Regions from separate parts of the Mus musculus genome. Here region 2 is linked to region 1. A link is a contact called in ENCODE Hi-C or POLR2A ChIA-PET data. All regions are on one chromosome and are shown on one strand. The core of a region is the stretch at or near the end of the contact, and the rest is flanking DNA. Distances in the headings are between cores, read along the strand shown.

Region 1 (4,784 bases), core at 731-3,230:
GAGACAGAAAGCTCACTGAAACTTCTAGTGCAGCCTGGTCTATATAGAAAGTTCCAGAAGGACCAGCGCTATACAGTTAGTCACATTCCTGTCTCCAAAAACCAACAAAAAGTCAGGCATGCTGGTAACCTTATAATCCCAGCATCTGGAAGGTAGCGGCAGGAAGATTAGGAGTTCAAGGCTCAAAGTCATCCTCTGCTACACAGGAAATTTCAGACCCTGTCTCAAAACAGCAACAAAAGCAGCTATGCTGTTCACCAGGTTTGTAACCAGAAGGTTTTCACTGTAGTGCCACAGACTGTGTGGGTCAATTCTCCAGCCCTTCGGACAGCACAGGCCTTGATCTGACCACCAGCCATGGATGATACAAGCCCCCAGGGAACACGTACCAGAGGTGAAGCTGTTGCTAGGAAGCACCACTGCAGGTCCAAACTTCCTGGGCTCAAAGGTGACCAGCCGCTGCCCATACAGCCCTGTGCGCTGGCTGGATACCTGAAGCTTCAGCAAGCACACCCCTCGGCTCTGAAGCTCTCTCAGAGAACTGTGTTCCTGCCAGGACCTAGAAGACACCAAGCAAAACAGCTTCACTGTGCCTGCACAAGGGAGAAAGGAGTTCTGCTTATAGGCATTACGTATGCCCCAAAAGAACTCCGGATCCACTCTACTCCAATCCTACCTCTCCCCCACACCCCACGGGACAGGTACTGCCTAACTTGCTCCAAGTCAGCCAACACAGAATCTTATCATGTCTCTTTGCCATCTGCCATCTGTCTTTTGGGGCCCTCCCATTTATACCTGACTCTCTCTCTGCTTCTTACCACCAACACCCTAAGTGTGGTTCAAGGTCCCAGTTTGGCTTAAAGCATATCGCTTCATTCTCACAGCAAGCACATGGTGTGGGAATCACATGCCTTCACAGACATGTATGGGAAGGCCTAGTACACAATTCCATAGTCACACAGCCACAACAGCAAAACCTCTCCCTCATCATGACTGACAGACTCTCAGTCAACCAATCTACAGATTACACATCTGTAATCTCACAGACTGACTTCACGTCCTGCCTCCACGTGGGTTACCCTGGGTCAGTTACTTCGCCAGCCTTTGTCTATCCTTAGGGAAATGCATTACAGGAACTGCACTGTGGGATAGAGAAGTGGTGGCTCTGTCTGTTGCAGGCCTGTAGATATTCTCCTGAAACAACATGGCTCTTCAGGAATGCTCAGGCACCATACATGACATAGGCTTCATTAACTTTCCTCTAGGAAGCTGCTCTCTGGCACACCCCACTCCCTGGATCCCGAAGAAAACTTGTCCCACTCCCCATCTAGCACTGACCATCCTGTTAAGTCTCTCTCTTTCTTTCTTTCTTTCTTTCTTTCTTTCTTTCTTTCTTTCTTTTTCTCTCTCTCTCTCTTTTTTTTCCCTTGGGGTGGGGGGCCTCACTACAGGGTCTCCTGTAGCCCGGGTTGACTTCAAATTGGCTACGTAGCCAAAATGTGATCTTGAACTCCCGATCCTTTTGCCTCGACGCCCCGAAGTGACGCTGCTGTGCGGTCTTCTCCTAGGGCTGTCTCTGTGTGTTAGCCATTCACCCAGCCAACACTAGACTGGCTCCAGGCGGTAACTAAGGAGAGCTACAGAGGGCCTGGGACCTGCGGCCAAACTTACCTGCGCTCCTCCACCTCGGCGTCCCGCTCCAGCTCCAGCAGCTGTAGCTGCTGGGCCACGAAACTCTCCACGGTGGACGAGGCCATCTGCTCCGCGATGCAGCCCCTGACTGATGCTTCCTGCTCGGCCAGTTTAGTCCTGTGGGACCCGAGTTCCAGTCGGACCGTGTTCCCCACTGGACCAGAATCCGCAAAAGGCCCTGCGCTCCCAGCCAGGGCGCGGATTCCCGGCCGGTCCGTTTCCTGCGTTCCCCGCCAAGCCAGTGATTGCAGTAGGATCCCTGTTTCCCTGCTCCAGGTGTTCCCTACTGAGTTTGTGTGTTGACGCACAAGGTTCGCGCTGCTTCCGCTTCCGGTTGGGACTGTGGAAACATGGCTGCTGCCATAGCGGCCTCGGCATTGCCGGGCGCCTTCGGGCGGCTGGTGTCTGTGTGTAGCCGTAGCATCTTGGCATCCCAGGGATCCGGATCAGGTGAGACCAGGGAGGCCTGGTGAGGGAAGAAGCTAGCGGTGCTTCCGCCGTCTGCCGCCCGTGTGTCTGAGTCCACCTTGGCTCCTGGTGTGTTGGTTATGAGAGTCGTGAATATGGCACAGGGTTTGGAGTACGAGAACCTGGGATGAGAACGTGGTTCCTTCCGTTCATTGCTTAATACTGAGAAGTGCTCTTAAACTTAAGTGTAGGTCCTATAGTACAGGGACACAAATGGGTGTAGACAAATGACCTACCCAGGGTCATACAATGGGGATGTAAAGAAAGCGAGTTAGAAGCTGCTAAGTAGAGCATGGGTGTGGACAGTTGTCCTCGGGCTGCTAGCCACCCTCGGATCAGGAAAAAAAAAAATGACGTTGAAGAAAGGAGTGAGTGATTTTAATGTTAGTCTATCTTGAAACATAACAAGTAATGTGCCCTTAGTTTTGTTGACCCAGACCTTTTAGTTTGTGTATGTGTTATGTGTATGTATGTGTGCAGGTGGGTGTACATGCCCGTGTGGAGACCAGATGATGATGTCAGGTGGACACTGTTGTGTTCGACCTTTTCAGTTTCTTTCTTTATTTTTTTTTAAGACTTATTGTGATGTTTGTTTCGGGGGGGGGGGGGGAGGGTCCTTTCTGTGCATTTAAGTGAAGGTGCCTTTGGAGTCCAGAAGAGGGGGTCAGATGTTAATCCATAGATGATAGGAGAAAGGCCACCAACTCAAATCATCGTAGCCAAATTAATTAAAGCAAGCTTTTTCACTTGGGTATGCAGGCTGCCTCCACCTAAGACAGGGTTCAGGAGGTCAGCATTGGACACCCCTGAAATCAGGGTTTCTATAGTTCAGGGATAGGAGGTTTCCAAATGGGGGTGAAGCAGAACATAAGCGTAACCGGTTGGTCACAATAACCTTCTGAAACAAAAGTGCAGTTGCAAGGTAGTCGTAACAACAGGTTGTAATAATAACTTTGAAACAAAGGCATAGTTGCCGTTTTCCGGGACAGGTGGTATAAACCCATTTGTAGTTAAGGTGTGGCATAACCCAATCCTTGAGAAACAGATTTAATCATAAACAGAAATGAATCTACTTTTTCTCTACTATAAGATGGCTTTCCAGCTTAAGATAGAAGTATGCTGGTTTATCACAGATCCCTGGAGCTAGAGATGCAGACACTTGAGGCCTTCCATGTGGGTGCTGGGAACCAAACTTTATCTTCTACACGAACGGCAGCTACTCTTCCACTGACCTATTTCTCCAACCCCTCTCCACCTTATTTCTAAAGGTTTCTCAGTGAATCTGGAGCTGGCTATTTGGTTAGACTGGCTAACCAACAAGCCCTCAAGATCTGTTTGTCTCCACCCCCAGTGCTAGGGTAACAGAAGTACCTGGCATTTTATTTTAGTGCTGGTGACCTGAACTCAGGTTCTTACAGTGGGATAGCAGACACTTTACCCACCGAGCCATCCCCAGTGCTCCCCTGGACTGTTCACAGACAAGTTGTAATACAGTAGGTTAAACCATATGCTAGCAACAGATCTTTACATGTCATCAGAGTAACTACCCACCATGTTTCTCTTCTTACAGCCTCCCTCTGGTCTGCTTCTCGAAGGTTCAATTCACAGAGCGCTTCATATCCACAAGGGTAAAAATATCAAAATGTGGGTTTGGTGATTTTTCCACTTATCTGTAAATGTTACCTTCCAGTTAAAAGGTCTCTACATTTGAGGCTGGGTGTGATGGCAGACTTGGTAGCATAAGTCTTTAATCCCAGCACTTAGGAGGCAGAGGCATATGAACAGCCAGAGCTACACAGAAAAACCTTGTCTTTAAAATAAAATAACAATTTTTCTATATAGCTCAGTGATAGCACGTTTGGCCAACATACTTGAGGCCTTGGGTTCCTCCTTCAGCATAAATGTGTACACATGCATGCATGCATACATAGAATTCTGTCCCAACAGAAGTAATGCATGTGTGTATTCACAGTGATGTAGAGGTAGCGTTAGTGTTGTGGGTTTTATGCCCCTCCATAGCAAGCTTGCACAGCCTCCTGGTGCTTGCACACGGCTGCTGTTGGGGAGTTGAGGCTGCCTTTCCTGGGCATGTGATGTGTGCTTATGAAACCGCTTTGCAGATATGTTCCTAAGACCTCCCTGAGCTCACCACCCTGGCAAGAAGTGGTTCTGCCGGACCCTGTTGAAGAGACGAGACACCATGCGGGTAAGACTTAACAGGAGCTGGGCAGGGAGGCCTTTGTAGCCCTAGCACTTGAGAGGCCTAGGCAGGGGGATTGCTGAGAGTTTGAGGCCAGCCTAGGCTACAAAGTGAGACTCTATCTCAAAAAAGTTAAAATAAAAAGGGAAATGAATGGGTAGCGCTGAGTGTCCATTCCCACAGGTCACTGAGGTACATTGCCACAGGGCAAGGCAGCAGGTTTCTGAGTGCTTGGAACCCCAGCACACGTGAGACCTCACATTCACTTTGGTTGGTAAACACCAACATTTATGATGAATCTTCTCTTGATAAACAGCTCTCCAGCATCTGCCACGAGGCAGTCAGGTGATGGGAGGGATAATGCATGCACCTCCATCTCCAGCTATGTTATGTATCAGTCCAACCCCGTCATCCCAGTACTCAA
Region 2 (4,658 bases), core at 1,425-3,924, 40 kb after region 1:
GGCTTCCAGCTCTAGTACTGAAAAAAAAACCAAACCAAAACAAAACAAAACAAACAAACAAACAAACAAAAAAACGAGGGCTGTGGTAGCTCCGTGGCAGAGCACCTGACTAGCATGCATGCAACCCTACGATTAATCAGCTTATCTTATTCTTTCCATTGTCCTCAAACTTGATATGTGGCCAAGGACAATTTGAACTTCTTGCTGGGATCACAAGTGTGCATCATTATACCCTCTTTATGTGGTGTGGGGGATGGGATCTAGGACTTCATGCCTGCTAGACAAGCGCTGTAATACTGAGCCACATCCCCAGTTGTGGTTTGTTTTTTAGATTAAAAATAATGTGTATGGGAATGTATGAACATATAAATGCAGGTGCCCATGATGGCCAGAAGGGGGAGCAAGATCCCCAGGAGCTGGAGTTATAGGTGTTTGTGAACATTGAGACTTGGATGCCGGGAACCAAACTGTGGTCTTGGGCAAGAGTAGTATTCGTACTTAGTTACTGAGCAATTTCCTCCAACTCTGTTTTTGTTTTGTTTTGTTTTGTTTTGTTTTGGTTTGGTTTGGTTTGGTTTGGTTTGGTTTGGTTTGGTTTGGTTTGGTTTTTGAGACAGGCTCACGCTGTAACCCAGGCTGGTCTCCAACTCATATATGATCCTCCTGCCTCAGTCTCCCAAGTAATGAAATTACAGATGTGAGCCACCACACAGGGCAAACGTATCCATCGTGAGCAGCTGGCACAGTCTATGGGATTGAAACTGAGAAAGAATGTGAAAAATAAACAGGCGAGCTTGAGAAAGGTTATTCTAGCCTTGGTGCCAGTTCCTGGTATATTTTCAGCGCTCAGGGAGTTTAGGTTAATGCCCCAAGCTTCCCCATCCCCACCCCGAGGGGCGAGGGGGAGGTTAAGCTCTTTATTAATAGCCACTCCGGGAGCTACAGTCCTTGGGAAAAGGGCTATGGTGAGGGTAGAGGAAGGAAAATGAGGTCCCCACAGGATAAAACCAGGTGCAGGCGGCTCTGGCTCATTATGGTGCCTCCCCAAGGCACGAGGTGTCTGAGAGTTCCTTCTGATGTTGTCTCCGCCCCTGCTCCTGTCCCTCCTGGCCGGCAGGGAGGGCCTGCTGTCAAGGCCGCTGAGCCTCCTGGACAGACAGGGCACAGGGCCAATCCAGAGGGACGCAAAGCAGGACGCCAAGAAAAGAGGAAGTGTCCTTGGGGAGGGGACCGGTTAGGACTGGGGTTCTAGGGAGAGAAGGAAGGGCATTTAAGGTGAGTCCAACAGTCCAGGACTTAAAAGGAGCCTTAAGTAGGGGGCAGCAAGAGGTGACACTAGAGCCATCGAGGCCGATGAGGCCCGGGGGACAGCAGAAAGTGTTTCCAGATAGCACCTCTGCAGTGCCAGCCACATGTCACACTGGTCTCTGCTTCCACGCTCAGGAACAGGTGCTCAGATAAGGATGCTTAAGAAGATGGAAGGCGTTTGGGTGTGTCAGAACAATGAAGGCAAGTGAAAGACCCCGATTCTCTATGAGTCCCTTCACATAAACTAAAAATCTCAAAGTTACACCCAACAATCGCCTGTCCTTTTAAATAATAGAGGTGTAGGGGGAGATGAGATACAGCAACAGTTAACTACAGTTGGGGGCGGGATCAAGGGGAACTTTCATTTTCTCTATGGAACCCTTCCACGGCAAGGCAGAGAAAGATGGAGGCAAACAGGGCTCTTCCATGACCAGGCGTGCTTGACCTCAGAGCTGCGACTCTTCCTTCTTCAGCGCATTTATGGAGAGCTTGCTACACGCAGGGCCTGGAGCTGCAGCCTGGGAGGGCGCCCCATCTGGCGGGTAGAGTGCTTTGCCATGTCTGGCCCGACTTCTCTACACCCTGTTCACAACTCACCCTGCAACCTTCGTTCCCCGTGTGCTGCCAGCGATCCCCCTCCAGAAGCCACTCTGTCCGAGGTTCCAATCACTCCCCTATTGACACCTATTCGTTCTCAGCGTTCAAAGAGTACTTCGATTCCGTTGCTTTTGGGCGCAGAGACTTGAATCCAGGACCTTACACAGGCAAGGAATGCACGGCATTGTGAGCTACCCACACACCCTAATTGTTCCGCAGATGAGGGTTCCCCCGCCCCCTGACGATTTTATCCCAGGGAGACTATGAGTGTGTTGGCCTCTGGCGCCAACCTGCCCCCGGATGTCAAACATCTGTTCTCAAACTTGGAACCTGAGCTTACTTCTTCATTCTCTGATGTTAGACAAGCCGTTCTTCCCAACACCACCCCAAGCGTCCCACTCCCCTTTTTTAAAAAAAAAAATAATCAACCAAACAACCAAACAAACCAAAAGTCTGGAGCAAAATCAGCATAACTCCCGCAGGGTTGCAGAGAAGTTTACGGGCGGATTAGTGTAAACCGCGAGTGTAAGCCAAGTATGGTGCAAAGAGCTGTTTTGGACATGGCTTTAATGAGTTGGTCCCTTTTGTATATGAAGAAACTGAGGCTCTCAGGGTAAGGAATGTTGTCCTAGGTCTGCCGTTGGCAAGCTCGGGACTTAGCCTCAGTTTCCTTACTGACCTCCTCCCCGCAGCCCCGCCCCGTCCAGGCCCCGCCCCGTCCTGCCCGCGCTGCAGCCCAGCTGGGCTCAGCCAATCACCCGCGGCGCGCGTCGGTGAGCCTGGCCTCGCCCGCCCCGGCCCGGACTCCGCTCGCTCATTCCGCCGCCGCCGTCTGCAGACTCGGTAAGACACCGCGAGGGCAGCGCTGCGGCACCGCCCTGGGCTGGGCGCGCGGGTGTCATTCTTAAGAGTGTGGAGGGAGACCCAGACTGTGCCCGTAGGGTACGCGTGAGCCGCGCATTGGAGAAGCAGAGGGCACTCCCTCCCCCGCGCAGTGACGGATCTGGGGGATCCCGGGACGGGAGGAAAGATGCTTGGTCCCCAGACTGGGCAAAATGCCTCCACTCGGGACGCGTGGGACCTCGGCTCGTGGTGTCCCGCCCCACGGTGGATTCACTCACCGCGTGGGTTTGGGGTCTTCATTGCTCTGTGAAAGATGCTTATGATTAGGCGTGACTCCTTGGTCCCTGACCAGTAGGAGTGTCAACTCCCTTTCTGACCCCTGCTCACTCCCCACTCCGCGGGTGGCTTGGGGCCAGTGTGGACGCCGAGCGTTCTCCAGGCTCTTTCCACCCGCTACTCTGCAGGTGGATTGGTTCTCGGGGTCCGTGAGGGTCGGGCTCGGCAGTAGGAAGGATGCTCGCACAGGGGACTTGGCAGGTGGCCGGTGCCCTCTCTTCGTGCGGGTCCCTGCAGTATAGCCTTCGGGACACACCCTTGGCGCAGAGACTTAAGTGTTTTGCACCCCTCACCGCGGTTTTGCCCGGGGTTCAAGGGCAGGTGGGTGTCAGAGACTGCCCAAGGTCGCGCCGGGACCAGAGCCCGGGAGGGTGGGGGCGTCACGTGACCTGGCCTGAGCGAACTTGGCCTGGGACAGCCGGACAGCACGGTCTGGGCAACCAGGCTGTGCGGTAACAGCGGGTACCCTTCGTTTTTCTTCATCTTATTGTGAATCGGGTCTGGTTTTCGTTGATGTCACAGAACACAGATGAACGCTCAAGTTTTTAAGGAGTTAAAAAGTTCCTAGTGTGAACCAGGCTACATACAATCAAGCTCAGTACTCTCAGCTCTGGGCCGACTCTCGTTCCGTGCATTTAAATAGTTGTCCAAAAACAGATTTTAGTCGGAAACTGCTAACTTTGGAAGTTCGCAAATAAAATGAAAGTGAGTTTAGAAGCCTTTCGGAACGCGTATTTAGTTACAGCATTTTGTTGCACAGGCGTCTGGTTTCTGGTCATTCCTGATATTCAAGCGTGTTTATCACTGTCAAAACCACAAGCCAAATGACTAAAACACAGCTTTGGCCTTTTATTTGTGCCAGCAAGCATACATCACCACCACCCCCTTCCTAGTCGGTCGACTCAGGACTCAGTGAGGACCTAAAGCAGAGGACTGTGGTGTGGGGAGGACAGTGCTTGCTCCGGGGCAGTGCAGAGTAGTAGGTAGGTCTGGGCAGCGTCCGCATTCAGAGTCCTGGGCTAGACTGGTTTTGCTGCAGCACCCGGAGCTCTTTTGTCATGTAAATTATTGCTTTTCTTAACTAAAGCCTCGCTAGACTTAACCTTACACTTGAATTTTCTCTTTTATCTATTTATTTACTTTTAAAAAATGAGATAGGATCTCATGTAACACAGGCTGCCCTCCAGCCTGCTCTGTACCCAAGGTTGGTTTTGAACCCCCGATCTCCTTCCTGCACCCACCCATAAGTGCGGTGATTATAGGCGAGCACCACCACGCCCGGCTTTGAACTCCTTAACCGTCTTTGGAATCAAGCTCCGGTTAGGTTTTGTATCAAAAGTGGCCGAAGCGGCTTCCTGCACAAGACAAAACCTTTCGAGTTTGAGCTAGAAAGCCACCTGACTGCAGATGAGGGGTGGAACGCCTCCCTTCCGCCGCCGCTGCGCTTGGCCCTGACCCAGTGGTCACGAAACCGGCAGGCCTGATTCTCTCGGGAGTTTGGGGCGCTGGCCGGGGTTTAGCCAACCCTGATTCCTCTTGCCCATTTTGCCCATTCATAAAAGCGCTGCAATTTT

The links. A loop is a pair of places that touch in the nucleus more often than their neighbours do. ChIA-PET counts read pairs that join two places held with the same protein, here RNA polymerase II (POLR2A).
Region 2: a map of gastrocnemius shows a loop between it and region 1 (5-fold over the local background). The contact joins the promoter of Cpt1a here to the promoter of Ighmbp2 in region 1. A Hi-C loop is called at or near these places in 8 of 37 maps with a recorded cell type or tissue (T-helper 1 cell, gastrocnemius, heart and 1 more). POLR2A ChIA-PET finds 5 or more read pairs at or near these places in 2 of 5 experiments (Patski and embryonic stem cell).

Annotation. Positions count from the first base shown.
Region 1 is chr19:3,281,030-3,285,813 of GRCm38, forward strand. It overlaps Ighmbp2 (immunoglobulin mu binding protein 2), which reads right to left and starts at 1,981. Exons shown (of 15, transcript NM_009212.2): 1 at 1,672-1,981; 2 at 390-559. The coding sequence starts at 1,757. Mrpl21 (mitochondrial ribosomal protein L21) reads left to right here and starts at 2,013. Exons shown (of 7, transcript NM_001347420.2): 1 at 2,013-2,142; 2 at 3,731-3,788; 3 at 4,281-4,366. The coding sequence starts at 2,043.
Region 2 is chr19:3,320,627-3,325,284 of GRCm38, forward strand. It overlaps Cpt1a (carnitine palmitoyltransferase 1a, liver), which reads left to right and starts at 2,675. Exons shown (of 19, transcript NM_013495.2): 1 at 2,675-2,748.